Linked DNA regions of Mus musculus: region 1 is linked to region 2. A link is a loop called in an ENCODE intact Hi-C map of the cell type or tissue named here. Cell type or tissue: left cerebral cortex. All regions are shown on one strand. Each heading gives the region's core, and the rest is flanking DNA. Links, peaks and the distances in the headings are about the cores only.

What was found. Hi-C counts contacts between places; a loop is a spot of excess contacts. Peaks named below come from ENCODE experiments on the same cell type or tissue, not always from the same donor. Only the 100,000 strongest peaks of a DNase experiment are listed, where the experiment ranks them.
Region 1: a loop joins it to region 2, with 2.5 times the contacts of the local background. A loop is called at or near these places in 2 of 42 quality-filtered maps.

The regions. Positions count from the first base shown.
Region 1 is chr10:5,141,994-5,147,088 of GRCm38, reverse strand. It overlaps Syne1 (spectrin repeat containing, nuclear envelope 1), which reads left to right. Exons shown (of 146, transcript NM_001347711.1): 104 at 735-836; 105 at 3,820-3,939. Among named protein-coding and RNA genes, the nearest start is that of Gm51757, 180 kb to the left of the region's middle. In left cerebral cortex, for the core only: no CTCF peak of the experiment used is centred there; no DNase peak of the experiment used is centred there.
Region 2 is chr10:4,681,167-4,686,261 of GRCm38, reverse strand. It overlaps a transcript of Esr1 not described here. Among named protein-coding and RNA genes, the nearest start is that of Esr1, 26 kb to the left of the region's middle. In left cerebral cortex, for the core only: no CTCF peak of the experiment used is centred there; DNase peaks (open chromatin) are centred at 1,594, 1,945 and 2,298.

The DNA of each region.
Region 1 (5,095 bases), core at 515-4,514, 460 kb before region 2:
TTCTTTCACATGCTCATATAATATACATAAATAAAAACGAAATCTTAAAAGTCTTAAAATTAAAAATAAATTTTATTTTAAAAGTTGTTAAAATAATGTATTTGGAAGGACATGCACTGGTTATATACAACACTATATCATGATATGGTTTTATATAAAGGGTGTGAGCCTCTCTGGAATTAGATGTCTTTAGAGGGTCCTGGAAGAAATTCCCACTGTGTTGTACAACACTGAATTCCTGGGACATGTAAACAAATGCCTACTTACCCCAGTGGGAAGTAAAGGATAGAGTAATTTAAGGATGCCACCAAGGTCCAATTTGGTGAATAGTGAGTTTTATTGACATTCTTTTAGAAATATGGAGCAGATGTATTACCAAAGCCCAACCCATCAGTTCTTATTGCTTAAACATGCTTGGGGTAAAGAAGGGGCCTAGTGCACCTGCTCAGTTTCAGGGACTTCCTTCCAGTTGTTTTCTTCTTGTCTTAATGTGTTTCCTTATAAGGAGGAATCTTTCACCTCCTCTTAGAAATTGTTACTGTTTCACCATCCTCTTAACATCTTTATTAACCAGTTTCCCTCTGAGGTTATAACGCTTTAATCTTGGAGGAAACTGCTACATAATATCCAGAGGCAGAGGTGTATCTGTGTATCATCTCCTTGAATCTGTGTGATGTTGTAACCCTTCTACTCCCACATTTCACATGTTGTCTTTCCATGGCTTTCTTCCCCAGAATGACCTGAAGGTGTTGTTTACATCGTTAGCTGACAGCAAATATATCATTCTGCAGAAGCTGGCAAATGTGTTTGAACAGCCCATTGTGGAACAGATGCAGGTATGTACAGGCATGTTCTAGAACCGCAGATACGTAGATCGCTGCTTTACTGTGAGATGCCAATTTTTTTTGACTGATGAATGACATGCTATGGCATTTTTATTCAATGCATATTTTAATTTCTACATGGGGTTTGGATAGAGTGCCCAGTGATACTGACTTGGTCCCTTCTATACATATTTATGGAACGTGAGGTCAGAAGTGACATCAGTGGTAGCTGCTGCTCTGGAGGAATTTGCTACTCCAAAATGACATCAGAAATGACCTCCATGGTGTAGGAAAGAAAGAGGACATTCTCAGACATGGGTTCCCAATTTCACCCTATTTACAGGGGGCTCTTCTGGTATTCACCACTGACCATGCAGACCAGCTGGCCTGTGAGCTTCTGAGGTGTCCTCTTGTGCCTCCCACATCACTGTGAGAGTACTCTGAATATAGAAGCCTGCTGGCTTGTCTGGTTTATGTGGTCCCTAGGGATTTGAATTAGGGTTACCAGTAGATCTCTTTACCCACTGAGCCACCTCCTCAGTCCCTGAAAATGTTCTTATTTAAGTTCTTCCTACTTTTTGTTTGGCTCTTTGTAGAACTCCAGGTCAGAAATAAGTTTCTCTTAGTTTGTAGATGCTTGTTTCCATTGCTGACTTGAGAAATCCAAAACTCCTTCGGATTCCCAAAGGCCCCTAGGGGTTTGGAGTATCACAAACATCTTGGAGGGCCTATTTTTATCTCCTGTACTGAGAACTCAATAGGCTCTTCTGGTTGGATTTCTAGCTATCTTTTCATTTTGAAAAAAAAATTTCAATAATTTATTTAATTCTTTTCATTTCTTCCTTTCATCTGCTTTTCCTTGTGAAACTCCCTTCAGGGAGATACTTCACACCTTGTCCACTACTCTCATTTTTGAAAGAGATCTTTATCTTTCTGTCTCTTTTGGTAATACCCTGTCCTTTTCTTTAAACAAATACATTCTTTTCTGTAATATAACTGGATGTATTCACAGTTTGGTCGTTGGAGAGTTTTTTTTTGTCTTTGTTTTTGTTTTTGACATAATCTGCTTCCCTCTGGTCCCTTTTTTGTTTGCTAGAATCATCTATGTTGGTCATGTTGAATATTCTTGACTTCATAGTCATGTTTTGTTATCTGTTTTATATCTGGGTTGGGATTAAATAGTTGAAATAGGAACCTGAAGTAAGGATGAAACTGACAATTTTGAGGAGATAACTGGTTCATTGGCCCATTTGTTGGACAAGCTCTCTGTTCAAGTTTTAAGCTCCCTCAATTGTTCTTATGAACCCCAACTTTCTCAGCAGTAGAGGAGTGACCACAGCCCTTCCTGAGGCAGAGTAGACTTGGTTGACTTGTGGACAAAGCTTTGTAATTTCTACACCCCATTTCTTTCTTTCCTTTCTCTCTTCCTTTTTTCCTCTCTTGTTGTTTCCTCTTTTATTGCTCTTCCCTCCTCTCCCTTCTACCCTGCATCTCTCCCTCATCCCCCACATCCTCCCTCTCTCTTTTTGTTCTTCCTCTCCCCAAGGGTATTGCTAGTATGTGAGCTGCCTCCAGGATTATAGGCATGGACGACCTACTCCAACTTCTCCCTTTTCAATCCAACACTGAAGCCTACTGCCATATCTGCCATCCCTCAGTCTAGAAAGCCCCCTTCCTTTTTCAGATAATAAATAAACTTTGAGCCTTTCGTCTGCAAAGAAAAGGGCAATGTGGCATGAAGCAGGGTTGGGATTTTATGCTCTCGGCAGTTTTTCACTAGCTTTCTGTCTCTGTCTTCCAACTTACTGAAACTCCCAATGCTCTAAACTTGGTAGTGCAGTTGTTCTATTAGGTTAGAATTCAGCTTACTCAGCACCAGTAAAATTTCATATATTTGTCTGAATTCTAACTTTGAGAATTTGTTGGTCTTGTTGTCTTCCCTGTTTCCTTGCCCCAGCACCAAAAAACAAGCAAACCAAATATTTGCTATTGTTTCAGAGAGATTTCGGGACAGGAAAAGGGGGACATGTGTTTCATCTGCCATCTGGAGTCCAGACTCCTCTCATTGTCAAGGGCGACTGGGTTGTAGTTCTTCCAGAAACCCACTTAGACCAGGGTCTGTTGGTCGGATCCTCCTTCCTCCATTCTCTTGTCAAAGATGAGTTGCATCATGAATTTTAGTACCTAATTATATTGAGATTTGGTTTATTTTCTACTGGCATCCTTACAAGACTGTCAGTTCCTTGAAGTTTAGAGCAAGGTCTCCTCTTCCCAGAGACCTCACCACAAGGCTCAGCCAGTTTAATCCTTGCTAATTGACTTTTCCACTTTAGAGAAAGGAACAACCATTGTTTTTAGACTTATTTATTATTATACATAAGTACACTGTACCTGTCTTCAGATGTAGCAGAAGAGGGCATCAGGCCTCATTACAGGTGGCTATGAGCCACCATGTAGTTGTTGGCATTTGAACTCAGGACCTTCAGAAGAACAGTCAGTGCTCTTACCCGCTGAGCCACCTCACCAGCCCAGAACAACCATTCCTTGACCAGGCTCCCCTCACACTTTGGTGTTGCCACACTGGTGCAGTGTCCAGTGAAGTTCCATTGCATTTCAGGAAGCTCCATGGCCCCCTAGACATCTCGGGAACATACTTTACTCACAGTCTGCTACAGTTTACTACAGGCTGCTTCTAATGTAGGGTGATTTATCTACAAATCCCCTTGTTTAAGGAAGCCATTCCTCTCACAGCTCTCTACCCTAGCTCTGCCCTACCTCCTTGCCTAATAAAGCTAACGTGCAATATAATAGAGGACCTTCTCTTTTTTCCAGTAGTACATGTCGATGTTTTGTGTGTGTGTGTGTGTGTTTAGATTCTTCTTATGTATTTAAAATAATTCTTGAAAATAGAAGTACAAACCCAAAAAGTCCAAAAGCTTCTTTGGAGCAGAATTGTTCTTCAGAGTCTGAACAATATGTTGTGAATCTTACACAGGCCATCCAACAGGCTGAAGAGGGACTCAGGGACCTCGAGGGTGGAATCTCTGAGTTGAAACGGTGGGCTGACAAGTTGCAAGTGGAACAGTCTGCTGTGCAGGAACTCTCCAAGCTCCAGGTACCATCTCCAGCGGCAGCTTGGCCTCTGTGGCCCAGCTTGACTGAAACATCAAGAAAACATTTCCACCATCCTCTTGGAAATTTGTTCAAACAAATGTCACCTCATTTAGGTCTTGACTTTTACTTAGAAGCAACAAAAATTTTCTGAACTTTCAACCATTTTTCATACAATGAAAAATATAGATGCAGCTAGCCTTCATATTTTTTTCTGTCCTTATGGAGATATCGAAACACCATGCTATAGTTCAATGGTAGGATTTATTTATTTACTTCTGCTCTTGAAAATATTACTATCCTTATGATCCCTATCTAGTAAAATTAAAGGTGAGGGGATTTTCATCAGATATTGTAATATATTTCTAGGGATGATTTAACAGAGTAAATACTCAAGGTAAGACTTTTTAGAACATGGGTTTCAAAGTGAGAGTTTATCAGGCATACATGCTGGAATGTAATACAAATGTTCAATTCCAGAATGGCAACAAAACCTATAAAGTTTGGAAATGTGTGCTGACTTTTCCATTACTTTTCAGAGAGGAAAGAAAGGGAGAGAGACAGAGAGAAAGAGAGAGGGGGAGAGAGGAGGGAGGGAGGGAGGGAGGGAGGGAGGGAGGGAGGGAAAGGAAAGGAACTATTTAGCATTAATTTTGACATCCTGGCAAAACTACTACATGGGGTAAAAGGACAGAACTGAGATACCTTCCCAAACCTAAAGTTTAACACATTATAGAAAGCAAGCTGTAATTTTATACTCTGTGCCATTGGGTATCACTGCGCACAGCTGGTTAGTTTTTGTCTCTGGGCATTGCTGCAGAACACTTGGGGATGGCAGTGAGTCAGACACAAAGCCCCAAGTCCTCCTGAGAAAACACAAGGGCTCTTACAAACAAGAAGTCACTTTTGGTACGACCCTCTCAGGCCCTTGGCTAACATTTTGAAATGTCACAGGACAAAACTCCCCCGCCCGCTTGCCCTTCCTTTAGATCATTTTCCCACAGTGCTTCAGTGTCAGGTGTAAGAGTCAAACGTCATAGCCATAAATAAGCATTTGAGTTGACTTTTCCAGATTGAACAGTTCTGGCTGCCCCACCTCAGTACGATGCACTAATCAGAACCGTATGCCTCAGTAAGTTTTGTTTGGTGTCTCACCATCT
Region 2 (5,095 bases), core at 506-4,505:
CCATTCTCTTAAGTCTCCCCAGTCCTGACCCTTCATACTGGCAATCAAAATGGCCCAGTCACCCTGGCTCCCTTCTGGAATTTAAAGTGTTCTCACACCCACTCATATTTAACTGGCTTCCTGACCACACCACTGCCTATCCAGACCATACAAATCCAGAATATCTTCTGGCCAGACCAGACTTCTCTGGACCTGTCCTTTGGGGAGGTCATCTGAGTCCTGGCATGATCAGACCTTCTGTACCATCTCAGCCTATCATTTTGTTCTCTACCCACTGCTCTAGACAGCAACCTGTAACTTGTTAGTCCCAACGCCCCTCACCACAACTAACCATGCAGTTACATCTCGATAAACCCACCCCAGGTTGAATATATCTGTTCTAATTGGAATTTATAAAGTGTCCTCTATGGAATCATCTTTCGAATGTTCTTCTCCCCAACTGCTGGTCCTGTTTAAGAAGACTCGGGAAATTTTAGAAAGTGGGACCCAGTAGAAGTTGGTCAGTCAAGGTAGGCCTGAGGGGGTTGCTTTCCCCAAGTCTCTCCCCCTTCTTTTCACATCACAACCCTCTGCCATGGGTTCCCACTGCCATGATATTCTACCCAAACTCGCTGCCTTGACCCAGAGTCAAGAGGCAGGATCATCCATCCATTCTGTACACTGGTAGCACAGGAAAAGACCAGTATCCAAACGTGGAAGGAAAGCCTTCTCCCCTATGGAACATGTGTTATTTCTGCCATTGGAAAGCAAAAGCAACATAGGCTGTATGGAAACAGTAAGACAAGCCATCCTCATCTCTTGTGCTGTATGTCCATGTGCTTGCTGCTGCCTGGTGCACATCTCTTCCCTGAGGTAGATCCTTTCTTTCCTATCCACATTTTCTTTTCCCAAGCCCCCTGTCCTTTACCTCTTCTGTTAACTGTAGCTTCTACCCTCTCTGTCAGTTACTGTTGTGAACTGGGACAAGGCCTCACAGAAACTGTAGTGGGGGCCTGATGCTGCTCATACTCTAATGCTAACATTGTTTCCTCAAGACCTGGTTGCGCCAGAGACAATAGAGTCCACAAGTAGACCCAAGTGACACCATGTGACCTTGCCCCCAAGTTATTTCTGATTGGTGAATAAAGGTACCAACTGCCAATAGCTGGGTAGAAAAGACATAGACAGATGTTAGGGTTCCCAGCCCTGGAGAGGGTGGGTAGGTTTGAAGGAGAACCATGAGAGAAAGAGAAGGAGGGGAGGAGAAGAAAGAAGCCGCCATGGGTTAGGTGGGTCATGAAAACGTGACACTAAATGCTGGCCAATTGGAGTTAAGAACAGAGTGAAATAGTAAATAATAATTTGGGGTTATTGATAGGAAAGTAGATTCTAATGGCATAGAGGATAGATATCAGTCGTTGGTAGTTCTGATTAAGGCTTATTGTAAATATAAAGGCTCAATGTGTCTGTGTCTTTTATCCAGGAACTGGATGCTCAAGGCTGGGCAGAAACCCCAGATAGGTATTTGCATTTTCTATAACAAGAAACAGCCTGTGAGAGTATCTTATCTTGGCACCCATTCTTAGGGAATTTCAACTCATGGCAGAGTCATGGTAGAAAATAGTCAATGGCAGTAGTAGAGGCTGCTCATGATGTGGTGGATCAGGATACAGAAAGTAGAATTGGAACTATGGTCAGACTAGAACCCTCAAAGGTACTTCTAATGACCCACTTAAGGCTCTTCTTCCTAAAGTTTCCACGGCAACCCCAAACAGCACCACCAGCTAAAGGAAAGCCATTTAAAACACGAGACTGTGAGGGACACTTAAGATCCAAAGCACAGCCTCCACTGATGGGATTTTTCTGCCTAGACAGTTGTCACTGGTGACTCTATCTGCTCCCACACCTAATCAGCTACTTCTATTAATACACCAGTGGGGATCTAGCAAGATCTGCTTCCTTCAGTTTTACCTGTAAATGTTCCACTGCATAGAGAAGACTTTTCCTAAATATAGACCGTCTGACTCATGTGTGTAAGCAATGTGCTCATCAAAGCCTTCTACAGATACAAGCTGGCAGTACCACTGCACCCGGTATGTGTGCAAAATCAAAGAATCCCTTCTAGTTTCCTTCACCTTCAGCTAGCACAGGAAGACCTCATACAGGCTGACTACCCATCCAAGACGAATGAGTCTCTGGTGATCCAGAAACCCTTACCAGTTCTTGGCATAGGATGCCTTGGCTGGGGACAGGAAACTTCAAACAACATGACTTCAAACAAAATGTCAGTTATTCATTATCACAAAACAAGTACTTGTCCCTCACCTACCACCACCAAATCCATTGTGTTCCGAGACACCATACGTCCCAAATGGCACCGTTTCAAAGCACGTGTTTGGCAGTAAGTCCACAAGGGAAATGAGAGGTATTCTCTACAGCCGGCTGAGTAAATGAAACCGGTTTCCTCCAAATTCATTGCAGCAAATCAAATAGAGCAGGCTGTTTCTGAAGGCTCCCTTCTGCGCGGCGACAAAAATCCTTATACTGTCCCTGTTTGGTCAAAATTTTTCCCAGCTCTACAGGTATCTATCATATATTCACTTCACACAAAACATCACGTGCCAATCCACCCACCGTCTTGCTAAAAACAAACACACAAACAAACAAACAAAATCCTCTTGGCCAGGAATGTGCCAAAATTGTCCTACATATCACTTTTCCAACTGGTACCCCACAGCCTTGTCCATCAGCCAGTAGACAAGACAAGAGGTGACATTTTAAAGATAATTGAGCTCTATCTGAATGGTCTACAAGAATTAGCATTCTCTTCCACCTCTCATAAATAAGTAGGAGAGATGCTTCAGTTTCTACTTGCACAGAGATACGTGGGATGAGGACACAACCCCAGTTCCCTGAATCATTGGCTTGCTTGCCAAGAAGGCTATCCAACTCCACCCGGGGCCCTTCTTTCAACTGGGTCAAGGATAAAGGCTTCCACTTGCCACCACGAGGTTGCCTTCAGATTTACAGTTGTGCACAAACATTCTTCATCACTAGACTTTCTGTTTCTAGGAAAGAATGTGTAAGGCTTGCTCTGAAGTAGTGGGACAAACGAGAGAAGATATTCGCTTCCTACAGCTGTGAGAAAAAGCAGCACAAATGTATTGTCTCACAGTCCCAGAAGCTGCTGTCGCAAGTCAAGGCATTAGGATGACTGGTTCTTTCTGGGGCTGTGATGAAAACCTCTCTTTGTGCCTATCTGTGGATCCTGAGTCTTCGCTGGCAGTCTTTGGTGTACCTTGGCTTGTGGAACCATCACTCTGCCTCCTGCCTTCATCTTCCGGTGACTTGCTTCCGGTGCATGCCAGTGTCGCAAATTTCCCTTTCTCATCGACTTAGGCCAGCTCTTAATCCCTTACTTTATCCCCATTACTTCTGTGAAGATTTCCTCTCTTCCCCCACCCCATGTACAATTTTATTAACATGCTCTTTGATACATAATAATTAGTTACATTGTGACATTTTCAAGCATGTTTTTAATGTGCTTTGTCACATTAACTCTCCACCCGCACCTCCTCTCTTCTCCCTCCAAGTCCTACATTAGCTCATTCTGTCTTCCCAGTTAGAACACTCTCCACCTTCATAGATTGTTTTATTTTCCTTTTTTTTTTTTCTTTTATTTTTTTCTGGCGCCAGTGAGTTCAGTTAGGCTTGCTTACCAGAACATAGATGGAGAGTCCATCACAGGAATATGAACAACTTTCCAGTGGCTATACCACTGAAGAACTCATCCCCCAGTAACATTAACTACCTATAGGTCTTCAGGGAGAAGCAAATTCCTGGGGAGACCTTATCACTACATCAGGCCACATCTGTAATACTGGAAAATTCAGAGCTTTAACCTGTCTTTTTAACTCTTCTTCAGAGAGACATAATTCCACATAGGATGGAAATACCCTAAGATAATGGAGGAAGAAAACAATGTATCAGGGAAGAAATGGAGGCCAGGGGTGGATATAATCAAAGCATGTTATATAGAACTCTCAAAGAACTAATGAAAAATAAAATAGAGTTCACAGACACAGTTGATTAGAGCACAGAGAAAAGACAATGAGGATTGTTTTAGGAGCGGAGGAGAAACAGAATATGCCTGGACAGAAATGAAATGTGTCTATTGACAACCACCCAGGGCTTTTATCCTTGGCACCTCCCTGTTGAACAGCCTTTTAGCATTTACAAATATGTTTGTAAGGTGGAGCATCTGAAAAGAATTTCAAGTTTGATAATTGGTTTGTTAATCCTCATTTTCCCGTGCAACAGAAATCAATTCTGAATTGCCTGCTGGCATGTAGCATCACGGGACAATCATAGTCGCTGTCTCTTCTGTCTTTCTGGACCAAATTGCCCTCAAGTTCCCCCTAAAAATGCCTCCCCGTATAAATCCACCTTAGCCTAAATATTGGTTTTAATTTTTATGATTTTTGATAAGTAGCTGAAGAATCCATCGCTTCTATTTTCTTTCAAATCAAAATCAAGAGTATATGAGTGTATACCCCCTTGCCTTTGGGCATATGCCTATGGACAAACAAGTGAAATCCACTCTTTGTAATATGTTGCAAAAGTCATTATAAAGATTATTAGGAAAAAGAAAAATTCACCTTACTGGTTTGTGGTACATTGGAGAAAATTCAGAGAAGTTCTAGTTGGGGCTCATGCTGGAAGGGCGCCTCCTTCATGACATCTGAGGTGCCATGTCACAGTGCCCAGTACAACTGAGACCCCTCCTGGTACCTCATGCCTCTTGTCCCAAGCATCCCTACCTGCTTCAATTTGGTAAGTCGGTGTTTATAAACGCATGGCTTCCATTGAGCTTGCCTGTTAGACACCCACAGTCCTGTGTTTGCTATTAAGACTGCTATGCAACATTTATTGCTAACAAAACTAACCTGAGGCTTTTGGGCAGGAGGTGGGAAGGCGGAGTTGTTCATTTCATTAGAAACGTTTACCTTCTCATTGCAAAGCAACCTCCTGAGAAAGGCAGGGGAATTTTGATTTAGCAAAAGAAAATAATAGCCAAGCCGCATATTGACAAATTAATTATTTAAACATTTTCCAC